2 separate regions of the Mus musculus genome follow, and region 2 is linked to region 1. The links are chromatin loops, found by intact Hi-C in ENCODE. Cell type or tissue: left cerebral cortex. All regions are shown on one strand. Each heading gives the region's core, and the rest is flanking DNA. Links, peaks and the distances in the headings are about the cores only.

Region 1 (5,932 bases), core at 1,642-4,141:
TCTCCAACTACAGCAATAGGCAAGTGCCCCTCAGACATGACACTATAGCCTGGGGGACAAGGAAATTTTTTGAGGCACCATATGTGGCATTGAATTCTTGGGAGGCAAAGAACAGCAGCTCAGACAAGAGGGTCTGCTGGAGTCTGGATATGAGGCTAGGGATGATGAAGAGGGGTCAGCCTTGCTAGTGGATTTTCAGCATGAACATGCAAGGTCAGTGTGTTCAATAGAGAGCTCTGGCTTCCTGACAGAGAGCGGGCATGTTCAGCTGCAGGTGGGTCACCAGGAAGAGGGAATCTGCCAGACCCTGGTACTCAATAGATGCTCCAGACTGTGCTACGGAGCTGGTTCAAGTCAAAAGAGAGTCTAAATTAGTCTCTAGAACCAAGACTGCTCATTTCCTTGCATGCCTTTAGCCTGGAGCAGTGGCTTTTGAAATGGCTTTCTGGGACCTGATGCTGCTTCACCCACAGGTAGTTCCATCCTTGAGTGAGTTTGGGAGTCCCCCATAATAGTACTAGTATTAGTGTGTGTGTGTGTGTGTGTGTGTGTGTGTGTGTCTGTGTGTGTGTGTGAGAGAGAGAGAGAGAGAGAGAGAGAGAGAGAGAATCCTTGTTAGCAGACCAAAGCCTTTCAGAAGACCCATATTCTCCTCTGCTTAATTCAGTGTTGGTGAAATGGGGTACCCACAGAACACACTCACTCACATATGAATTGTTTGGGAAACGCTGGGTAAGCTTTCTGCCCCACATTGGGGTGCTTTTCTTGGAATCTGACAGGGCTGGAAGGTTGAAATGAAGGCAGACTACCCACTGCGCCGATTGCATGGCTTTGGAGCATGTCTAAGGCTGGAGGGAGCTCCTGTTTAGGGGGCTTCTATTGGCCACTTTTCCTGTTGTCATTCTAAAATACTCGGAGACAAAGCAACTTGAGAAAGGAAAGGCTTCTTTTGACCCCCCCTTTCAGGGTAGATAGCTCATCATTACAAGGACAGCATAATGGCAGGAGCTAGAGGTAGCTGGTCATATTACATCCACAGGCAGGAAGCAGAGAGTAAGCACTAGTGCCCAGCTCATTTTCTCCCTTTTAGTCAGTCCAGGACTCCAGCCCAAAGAAAGCTGCTGTTCACAGTTAAGGTGGGTCTTCCTACATCAATCAACCTACTGTAGCTGATCCCTCCGAGCTGTGCCCAAAGGCTAGCCCATTCTAGATTCTATCAAGTTGACAATCAGTATTAACCATCCAGGGCTCCCTGGTAGGAAGCTTCCACTTCCAGCTGGGGCTATGAGAGAACTCAGCTTCACCTGCAGAACGTGGGGATAGTTCTGTGCCCTCTGCCTGCATTCAGAGAGGGAGATATGAATGCGACAATGCATTTGGCACTCCCAACGATTCATGATGTCCAGGGAGCCTCTGACAGTGCTGGCTTCTTCTCAGCCAAAAGAAATTGCCCTGGGCTAGCAGTGGCACCAGCCTGGGATAATTGGCACAGAGTGCTGTACTTCCCTCTCTTGGTTCCCTCCCTCCCTCCCTCCCTCCCTCCCTCCCTCCCTCCCTCCTTCCTCCCTTCCTCTCTCTCTCTCCCTTCCTCCTTCAGTCCCTTCAGCAGCAACCCCTGTGGTTAGACACACAGTGGGGTGTGTGTGTATGAAGAAGTACTGGCTTGGGAGTTCTGTCCTCATGCATTGTGGGGCTAGGATATGCCCTCTCTGGTGAAAGGGCTGGAGGAAGGGTTGCAGACATGTGTGTACAGAACAGAACAAACAAGTAGGCGGCAGAGTTATAAAACCAGGATGTGTTTTATTAGCTAATAAGATGCATCTGCTTTTATTAAAGAGAGAGCCAAAGTGGAAGGGAGGTCTAGGGACTGACTCCCAAAGGGGCACAGAGAGGCTGTGAGCCCACTCACTGGCCACAGCTGTGCCCTGTATTGATGCCCTCAAAGCCTTTCTCTTCTTGTCTCTGCTCCTCCTTAAACCTCTTACTCATGCCCAAGTCTAGTCAAGATGCCCCAGGGTTACACCTACGAACCTGCAGCACTACGGGGGGGGGGGGGGAGAGCTGTCATTGACTCAAAGGTGGACAGGGGAGCCCATGCCAGACAAAAGACAAAGACAGGAAGAATTTCTGAGCTTAATTGGCAATTATCCAACAGACAAAAACACTGTACTGTTTTTTGGGGTTTTTTTTGAGCATTAAAAAAAAATCCGTGGGTTCAGCACGTAACCCTCGGAGGTGAAACTCCCAGAACTACCCCTGGTGTGTGTGTGTGTGTGTGTGTGTGTGTGTGTGTGTGTGTGTGTTTGTTGCCACCATCCTAGCAAGCACTCACTGAGCATCATCCTGGAGTGGGAACTGAGCATCTTTCCCAAGAGAATGGGGACTAGGGATGCAGGCCGAATAGTCAGGACCCAGGCTCCTCTCCAAGGAGTCAAAAGACATTCAAAAACTGGGTTGTGCGATGTGGACAAGAAACTGGAATCCTGGAGGAAACTCTGGAAAGAAGCCCGGGGACAATGGGTTCTAGATGGGAGTAATTCTGTGGTCTTGGACAGGAGGCCTTTCCTTCACCTATAAAACAAACTGAAGTGCCTTTCCGTCTTTCCAAAACGCTGTGTGGAACTGGAGCTTCTCTGAGCAAAGCCTGGACTCCAGTCATCAGAGCTCAGCCCATCCCCCACAGCTCCTGCACTTGTCTTTGGGGACAGCTTGGACCTCGCTGCAGTCTGGTTGGCTCAAACGTGGGCAGATCTGTGGGTCGGAGTCTAGCGCCCCCTGGTGGCGCCGAGACGCACAAGCCCTATCGGACCTCTTGCTGGCCCGACGGTCAGGCCATGACTCAGGGTGCCACCGCTGCCAGAGCAGCGGGAGGCCTGACTGGGGTTCCGTCGTAGGCTGAGCCACGACTCAATTAATTACCAGCTGCTGGGAATCTTTGTTGCTCGCTTGTGGTGACTCACTCCGCAGCCAGGCTCCCTTGCAAAGCACGGGGGCCTTGGCTTCCAAAATGAATTTTGGGGAGCGCACCTGATCAGGTGGAGCTCCCCATCCGGGTACCAGGAAGACCACACGGAGACTTGACTGTTCAGGAATAGCTCACAGCGCCCGATGCCCCTGCCCTGTGGTGCACTCATGATCCTTTAAATTTTACCTGGGAGCATACATGAAGCCCCTAGTCCATCGGGCTATGCGTCTGGGTAGACAGAGGCTGGGGCATGGTCTAGGAAGCTGAAGAACACAGGGTTTCTAAGTCTCCGAACTCTTTCAACAGCTGGGGACGATTCACAGGCTGCTCCTATCTCCATGGACAGCTTCTAGCTCCCGCCTTTTAGCTGTTGCTTGGTGGTCACCAGATCTCTTCATCAGCGTCCATGGCTAGGGACAGAGAAGATAGCCTGGTCGAGGAAACCAAAGCCCGGGGTCTCAAAAGCGTGATTCTGTCTGTCCCAGTCCGCAGCAGCACTGCTCTAGGGGAGCTTTGTGAGCAAGAAAACCTCTGGGCAACCTAAAGAGGATGGGTGGGTGGGGAACCCAGAAGACCTAAACAGGAATCCTGGCTTCTTCCTTAAACTCAAAGGCTAGTAGCTCCCTGGCCAGATCCTCCTGTTCTATTTCCAAGCCTTAACCTGGAGGGTGCCTCGCCGGGGGAGCGCGCGCGGGGGGGGGGGAAGTTCCTGCACTCTGCTCCTCAGCAGAGGAATCAAGAAATGAACAGTGAAGAAGCGCGCGCACTGGGGGAAGTGGGGATGGGGGGTGGGGGCGGGGAGGCTACTGCTGGAGAGGGGAAATGAGAATTCCTGTCCATCCTTTCTTGAGGTGTAACTCTTAAAAGTGGTGGTCTGCGAGATCTCTAGGGAAAAGTAGCGGGGAAGGGGGGTAGCAGGTGCAAGACCACCCGGGACACAGCCACTATCCGAACTAAGGTGGCTGTCAAAACCCCAACAATCTAGAAGGCAGTATCCAGTAGGGCGCTGCTGAGCCAGGTGGCTGCTGCAGCTGGACGTGTGTGTGTGTGTGTGTGTGTGTGTGTGTGTGTGTGTGTTACAAGGGGGAGCGTGTGGCCACTGCTGTTGCACTCTCCAGGGCTCATAGCCCCTTCCTTTTCTATTTCCAACTCTCCCGGTTTTTGTTGTTGTTGTTGTTTTCCCCCATAAAAGGTTAATCTGTCTCCACTGGTCAAATTCGTTTTTCATCCCCAGCTGCAGGGCCCTCAAACTCTCTCTTCACTTTGCCAAGGTTGGGTGCGCTCTTAGGGGAGCAGTACTTTTTCAGAAGGAAGCCACTTCATCCCCATCTCAAACCCTCTAGCAGCTGGCCTCCCATCCCCGAACCCTAGCAGCACCTAGTTCAACCCCTTTCCTTTTCTCTCTCTCTGGCCATCACTCCTGGGCTCCTTCATGTGCACCCTGCGCAGTACCAGGTCTGCTGCAGGAGCTGCCACTGCCGCCTCACCAGCTGGCTGGGGACCAGGCGGGAGGTGGCGCGACCCAGAGGCTGCAGGAGGGAGGGAGGGAGGGAGAAAAGAGAGGAGGGAGGGAAGCCGGTCCTCGGAGTAGCCTGCCCCCCTCCCTCCCGCCGGAGCGGGGCCGTCAAACGCAAACACGCGCGCACGCACACCCGCGAATACATACACTCGGGCTCCCTCCGGCGCGCACGCACAGCGCCTCAGGCAGACCAGAGCGGCGGCTGCCTCTCTGGACTCCTGGACGCCAGAGTCTTAGGATCCTCGGGCAGCTGATGCGCCTTTGCCTGTCCCCATCCCTACCCTTCAGTTCCTCCAGGGCTGCGGGACCCCTCCCGCCGCCGCCGCCACCTCGCCCGCCACCCGGCGAGGAGCTGGCTGGCCGGCCGCTGCCGCGCAGTTCCCTCTTCGTCCCCGAGGTAGCTCCGTCGCGGCTCCTGTCTTGGGCTTCGTCGTGTTCCTGAGCTTCAGAGGCTGAGCAGAACAAACTTCGCAGATCGGCTGTCGCGCGGCGGGCACCCCGCGTGCCCCGCGCGCCCAGGTGGGCACGGGGCTTTCGGATCTTGGGGCATCGGGTTTCCTCGCCCGTTGCCCCTGCTAGATAGACTTTATCCCTGCTTGCAGGGATTCTAGAGACTCCTTCACTTAGCAAACTTTCTATTTCCCCCAACCCAAAGGGGGTGAAGAAAGCTAGAGGGAGAAGCAGGTCCCCGCGGGGCAACCGCCACACTGGAGGCGATTAGCTGGGCCCCGCTAGCCGGGGAACGCATCAGGGATGGGGAACCCCTCCCCGGGTCTCCCTCTGTCCCGGCTACCGATCCTGCCCCAACCGAGCCCGCAGGCTCGAGGGGCGAGGTGCCCAGGACCAGACAGCCCGCGCGGAACGAGCTTGGGCCATCCATCCGCACAACCATCCGCACTGGGGCAAACCGCTTGACCCAGGCCTGGCATAGGGTGTCCCGGGTTCAGGATCGCTGGCCTCCGCGCCAAAGCAATGTCATCAACATGTCCACCATTTCGCGCGCCCCGGTGGTGATCACCACGCCCGCGGACCCCCCTGTGTACGCGGAATCCGTTGCACTGGGTGCTCCCGAAGAGCCCGCTGTGCCCGCGGAACCCGCTGCGCCGGCGGAACCCGCTGCGCCCACGGAACCCGCTGCGCCCGCGGAACCCGCTGCGCCCGCGGAACCCGCTGAGCCCGCGGAACCCGCTGAGCCCGCGGAACCCGCTGAGCCGGCGGAACCCGCTGCGCCCGCGGAACCCGCTGCGCCCGCGGAACCCGCTGCGCCCGCAGAGGAAGCCGAGCCTGCCGAGCCCGGGGCGTCCGCTGGTCCCGCAGAATCCGCAGAGTCCGGGGAGCCCGGTGAGGTCGTTGAGTCCCAGGAGCCCGCGGCACCCGGGGAGACCCCTCAGCCTTCAGGTGGTGGTGAAGTTCGTGAAAGTGATGATGCCCAAGAGGAGACCGAAATT
Region 2 (5,932 bases), core at 1,971-4,470, 470 kb after region 1:
CAAAATAAATAGAAAGTAATTTAAAGATAACCATTGTGTATCCGCATTCAGCGGGAAAAGAAACCGGAGGCACAGTGAATCCGACGATGAGATCATAAAGCATGGAGGGCACAGTGTACATGCAGAGTTGATTGAAATTCAGAGAGCAAAAGCTACTGCAGGATGATAAATAGGAGACTTGGGTAATTAGGCATGCTGCTTCATCCTAAAGATAGGTGATGGCTCCCACAGAGCTCTGTGCTGGCAGACTCTAACCCAAAGCTCCATTAGAGTGCTTTAAGGTCACTGGCCCCAAATGATCCATTTGAGTGGGCATCTATTTATGCACAAAATGCAAAGATGGCTCAATAACCAAGAATCTTGAAATGGGATTCAGCACTTTTATATAGTAAAGAAAGAAAGGGCTGGGGTGTTGAACTTGGAAAAAGAAATATATAACTTTGGCATGGCTTTATAGTCTAAAACAGGGACAAACAAGGACTTATTTAATCCATTTGACTAAAAAGTATATGAAAAGATATATTCATAGACCAGGTCATGTTCATAGATATTAAAAACATTCCAGGTTTGGAATATGGTACAAGCATCCTGGTACTGGTCAACAGTCCAGGCTGGAAGTTAGGTAGGAAGATATGAGAATGAGCTTGAGGTTGGGCTCAGAGGGGTCACCATCTGTCGGCCAAGGCTTTCTCTCTGGGGACACCTAGTATGTTTCTTATTGCTGTCAGGCATCTAGATCCCTAAACAAAAACCAACTTAGGGAAGTGTTTATTTTAACCCACGGTTTGAGGCCACAGCCCTTCAGGGCAGGAAGGTCATAGGTTCAGGAACATGAGGCAGCTGGTTACATGGTAGGGAGTAGGAAGAGACTAGTGTCAGGGTCTAGCTTGTTATCTCCTTTGTACATATTAGAGGACTCACGCCCGTGGAATACTGCCATCCACAAGTACCGTAGGTCTTTCTTCTTTAATGAATCTAATCTAGATGAGATTCACAGACATGACTATGGTGATCCTAAATCTCATCAGGTTGATGGTGAGATTAAACATCCCAGTGTACTGACAAACAGCAATAATATGGCCACAGAATAATAAGCACGGAAACTCATTAACACACTTTGTATTATTATTACGTTGTTGTTGTTGTTAATCTTAATACGATAGGGTTTCACTCTCTAGTTCAGAATTTGAATTTGTAGTCTCTTTCCAGTGCTGGGTGGGATCGCAGGCATGCACCACCACACACAGCTATTTTTCTCTGTGCTATTCTGTGTTTTAAATACTACAGATTACAAGGGTAGAGATGCATATCCAGGAAAAAGAAAATGTTCAGATGGTACATAAGAGCAGGTGGTAAAATGTGAATTTCTCTTCACCTCTCAGCACAGTGCCCCAAAGACTCTCAGCTCCTCTGGGAGTGTTACTAGCCCAGGCTGCAGCTACACAGACATCTAACATAACCAGGCACACATTACAACCTGACCTTCACGATTCATGTCTCTCATCAAGTAGTGCACCTTATTCATTGAAACAGCCGAACAAATCTCATCACGTCGAATAGAATAGATTCCTCTCCAAGAGAGACTATCTCTTTTATTTCATAACCAAGCAAACCTCCATCTCTTCTTGCCAGGCCCTCAGCCCTCAGCCCTCAGCCCTCTGCCCTCCCTGTCTAATCTCTACTCTCCTTTAGTCTGCCCTGCACACCTCAGTAAAACCCACTGTTCTAAATCAAAGTCCTGGATGCTCATCTTGGAAGATACCACTGCAGTTTGACACCTTCTCAGCCATGAACTTGGAATATACCTCTTAAACACTCTGTGTTCCTGCTCCCTCTGTCGTTGCGTTTTATGTTATCATTACATAATTCCTGAGCCTTCATACTTTAGTGAAGGTGGCTATTTAGTTCATAGTTCTGTATACTCAAAAGTCATAGGTAGAGTAGATTCATAGTAGATTACTCTGTAATGAGGGACCCTTCATTGGATCATGATTTGAGAGACGGAAAGGGAAGCCACCATGTGCAGAAGGGCCTGCTGTGTAGGAGGGCTAACTTTATAAAAATCAGTTGGGAAAACACATTGCTAATCCCTTCCAGATCATGCCTACTATGTCACAACTTCACCAGCTCTCATCGCCTCAGTCTTAGACACACAATCAAGAAGATCAAGCCTATGGCTGCCACATGAGCCCTCAGAGATCAAAGCAAATGGGGGCCATCACAGATGCTTGCCTCATTGACCTCCTATAAGAGAAAGAGGAAAGGGAGATGATACAGGCCAATCGTGTGCTCAGAACAATGCCGGACAATTCAGTGTTCAGGGTCCAGCAGCTGCCATAATTAATGAGTATTTACTTGTTCTCAGTGTCTACTTATAAACAAACCTGAGGTTTGTATCCGATGCCTTTAAAACTATGGACTCAGCTTGAGGGTCAACTGCACTGTCTATGGTTGGTCTTTCTTGACTGCCCTCAGCCTTTTCCTACAGGCCCCTGGATTCTGAGCCTTTACTAATGTCCTGAGGATATCACTAACACCTCTCCTTCCACCCTACTGTTTCTGACTCCTGTGCAGCTCTGTACTTAGATGCTTGTCTTAGCTCTAAGCTACTACCTTCACCTGTGGTCCTTATTCCTGCCCATTTGTTCCTCCCTCCCACCACCAACATAATTTCCTTTAGGTTCAGGTACCCTGTGGTTATGGCATGAGCCTTTTCAACCCAGATTAGTGGTGCATTGGGCCACCACTCTATATAATGCATCATAGCCCAGCAACTAAGTTCCCTGCTACCTATTCATAGGTAGCTTCCCAGTCTCACTTGCACAGTGAGGCCTCTGGAGGAGCCCCACTGCATATCAGGTACCCTTCTATCCTTTCTCTATGCCTCCTGGTCTCTGTGATGGTTCCACCTCCTTATAGCCAACATATCACCCACCACCTACACCAAGCACCAATTATAAAGCAGTTATCAATAATAGTTAGCAATCAATCAACAGCTAAGCACACAGTCAGTGCTATTCCGGCTTTATGTGGACGAATCTACCAGGACAGTCTTAGGTACCATTATCCCTCTCATCTTATATATTAAGTTGCAGTCAGAGGCCGAGCTGTGGGCCTCTGGCAATGGGATGAAGACCATCCTCTCTCCTAAGTCTCACACTTCTGTGTCCTTTACATCTGAATTTACAGACACTAAAGTCAGCTTCCCAAGCAAATACAAGCTGTTTTCCCAGCTAAAACTGTCTCTAAGCAAGATGACAGTCATCCTTCATTATCTTCATTCTGCCTTCCTGGCCAGCCTCAGACACTGCGGCTGATGCCTGTTTTCATTCCAGAAAGTTCCTCCCCAGGTGATCCCTGCACAGGCTCAGTATTGCCACACTGCAGGGGTGAGCGGAGCACATAGGAAGTTCTTTGCTGCCCCCTGCTGTTCAGCATGAGCTATGAGGGGGGAAAGAACCTGACAGATTGTCTTCCTCCCCCAAATGTCGGTCTCAGTTTCCATGGATCTTGTTTTGCAGAGGTCTCTCTTAATGCAGTTTAGTTTAGTGTAGCATTTTCCAGACTTGATTTCCATCTCCTCGTGGCAGATGCTTAAGCGAGTCCCCCAGCTAACCCAGGTTGTAGCCCAGCATAGGGAAAGTACACTCAACAAAAAGCCCAAACAGGGATCTGATAGATGCCAACTCTCTCCTCATATGAGACTGGCCACCGAAAATGTCATTTTCTAAACATCTCTCCATATTAAAGACGGATTAAATCAACACTTCACTGTGCTGTTTAAGAACTGCTGGGCTGTTGTGATCATAAAAAGATAAAGAAATAATAAGATATGTTCTATGGGGGTGTGGTGAGGTGTGGGAGAAAGGGGTGCCTTAGCCAGCCCATGCCAAGGCATTCTTCCCCCTGAGAGACCAGCCACACTATGGTATAGCATAGAATAGAGTTTATTTAGGACATGGGGAGGGGAGTTAAGAGAGTAGTAGAGGCAGAGAGAAGGAAAGAGAAGTAGAGGCCAGCCATGACCACGGGGAGAGAGGGGGGAAGGGAATGGAGAGGGGGGGAACAAGGGGGCAAGAGGCAAGAGAGTAAGAGAACAAGAGAGAGAGGAGGGGGCAAACAGACACTCTTAGAGTGGGCCAGACCTACCTGGCTGTTGCCAGGTAACTGTGGGGTGGAGCTTAGACAGAATCCCAACATGGGCCACTGGTTTGTCCTCTGTTTCAGCTGGAGAGAAAAAAAAGGGCCAAATGTTAAGGAGGGCACCAAGCAACACAAAGAAAGGAAAGGAAACCACAAATATCCCTGTGTTAACATCCTTTCACTTGAGAAGTGGCTCACCTGTGAAGTCTTCATTGTTGGTAGAAGAGCTGATGCTCAAAGTGCTAGACACTGGTTGGGGAAGGGATCAAATCCCCAAAGGAAGAGAAGCCTAGTGAATAAAGGATGGACAGTAAATGCAGACCAAAGAAGGCTCCTGCACTTGTCTTCATGGTCCCCTGACCTGGAGGTGCCTGGCGGCACCTGGCGGCAGGTGTGCCTGACAACTTAACTCCCGCAGCCAGTCCCAGAGACCCAGGTTAAATGACGAATAAACAAAAACAAAAACAAAAAAACAAAACCCCTCACCTCCAGCAAAGCTGTTGGCACCTGGAAATGGAGATGAAAGATGATCTGCATTCAAGGACCTCACGACTGTCTCTTTGAACTCCAGAACTATCTCTCATTTCAGCATTGAGGTTGCCTCCCACACATCAGTACCAGGAGCAGAATCCAGGCCCCAGATCCAGGATCCAGCTCTCTGCTGCTCTCTGGTTCCTCATTCTTTCTCTTGCTTTCTTTCTCTCCTCCCAACTTCCCTCTTCCTCCCCCCTCCCTCCGCTCCCCTTCTCTGTGTGTTGTTTTTAGATTATTTATTCAATAGTGCATAGTAACTGTACAACAGTATGAGTCTAACATTTCCATAATGCTCACTGGTCATCTCATCTCCATTCTTATTGCACCCTCCCCTTAATCCATCCATTATACCTTTCCCAAATAGTCCCCAATCGACTTTTAGGTCTCTTTGTAAAAGCTGGCTCTTTACATATGAAAGAAAACATGCATGAGGTAGAGTGACTGTCAGACTACAATCTGGCCATAAGGGGAACTTAGTGTACTTTTGACACATCACCGCTTGTGCACACTGCCTAGTCAGTCATGTGCAGCCCATGAGGAGGAGATGGATTTTAGATGATGGGGAAATGTTTCAGGGAGGTTCTGGAAAGACGTTTGGTTGCCACAGGCTCCTGGCCACCTTGGACTCAAGTCAATTTCTCCATTTCCTGTGTCTGTGGGGTGGGAAAGTAGCCTCTTTGAGTGACCACCTCCCCTCCGAGATTATTTCCCTTGCCAGCCCTGCCACCCTCATATACCTTGTCCAACAGTTTCAGTATTCATACCTGTGTCACTAAGATTTGATTACATAACATTGGACCCCCTCATACACAGCTCCAACCTCAGGTACTCCACTGTATGAAGTTTGAAGAATCACACAGGTTTCAGGCTGTGTGACTATAGCAGACTGGCTTAGGGAAGAAGGACTCGTACAGACACCCTACAGTGTGAATGATGGACCTTACCCTAATAGGATCTGAGAGCTAAGGTTTCAGGGCTGCCCTTCGAGACTCCTGAACTCTAGACAAATCCCTGAGTCTCATTCTCATCTTCATTTTTTTTCTTCTCTTTTTTTCCTTTTTTTTTAACCTTCAAAATGTTAAGGCAGTACTGGGATTGATAGTCAGAGAAAAAATAAAGGAAAATTAAACTAAACCCACACACGACTCAATAGGAAGCAGCTTTCTGAACGTCTGAAGTAAATGTTCTTTATAATGAATTAACACATACCTACCTCAGCATAGGTGCCCATGTTGAATAAGAACTGCTATTTTCT

What was found. Hi-C counts contacts between places; a loop is a spot of excess contacts. Peaks named below come from ENCODE experiments on the same cell type or tissue, not always from the same donor. Only the 100,000 strongest peaks of a DNase experiment are listed, where the experiment ranks them.
Region 2: it touches region 1 in a loop (3.0-fold over the local background); 3 of 42 quality-filtered maps call a loop at or near these places.

Annotation. Positions count from the first base shown.
Region 1 is chr15:72,546,421-72,552,352 of GRCm38, reverse strand. It overlaps Kcnk9 (potassium channel, subfamily K, member 9), which reads left to right and starts at 4,654. Exons shown (of 2, transcript NM_001033876.2): 1 at 4,654-5,932. In left cerebral cortex, for the core only: a CTCF peak has its summit at 2,782 (motif pointing left); DNase peaks (open chromatin) are centred at 2,742, 3,193 and 3,993; H3K4me3 peaks cover 13 bases.
Region 2 is chr15:72,081,316-72,087,247 of GRCm38, reverse strand. It overlaps a transcript of Col22a1 not described here. Among named protein-coding and RNA genes, the nearest start is that of Col22a1, 50 kb to the right of the region's middle. In left cerebral cortex, for the core only: a CTCF peak has its summit at 3,424 (motif pointing left); a DNase peak (open chromatin) is centred at 3,403.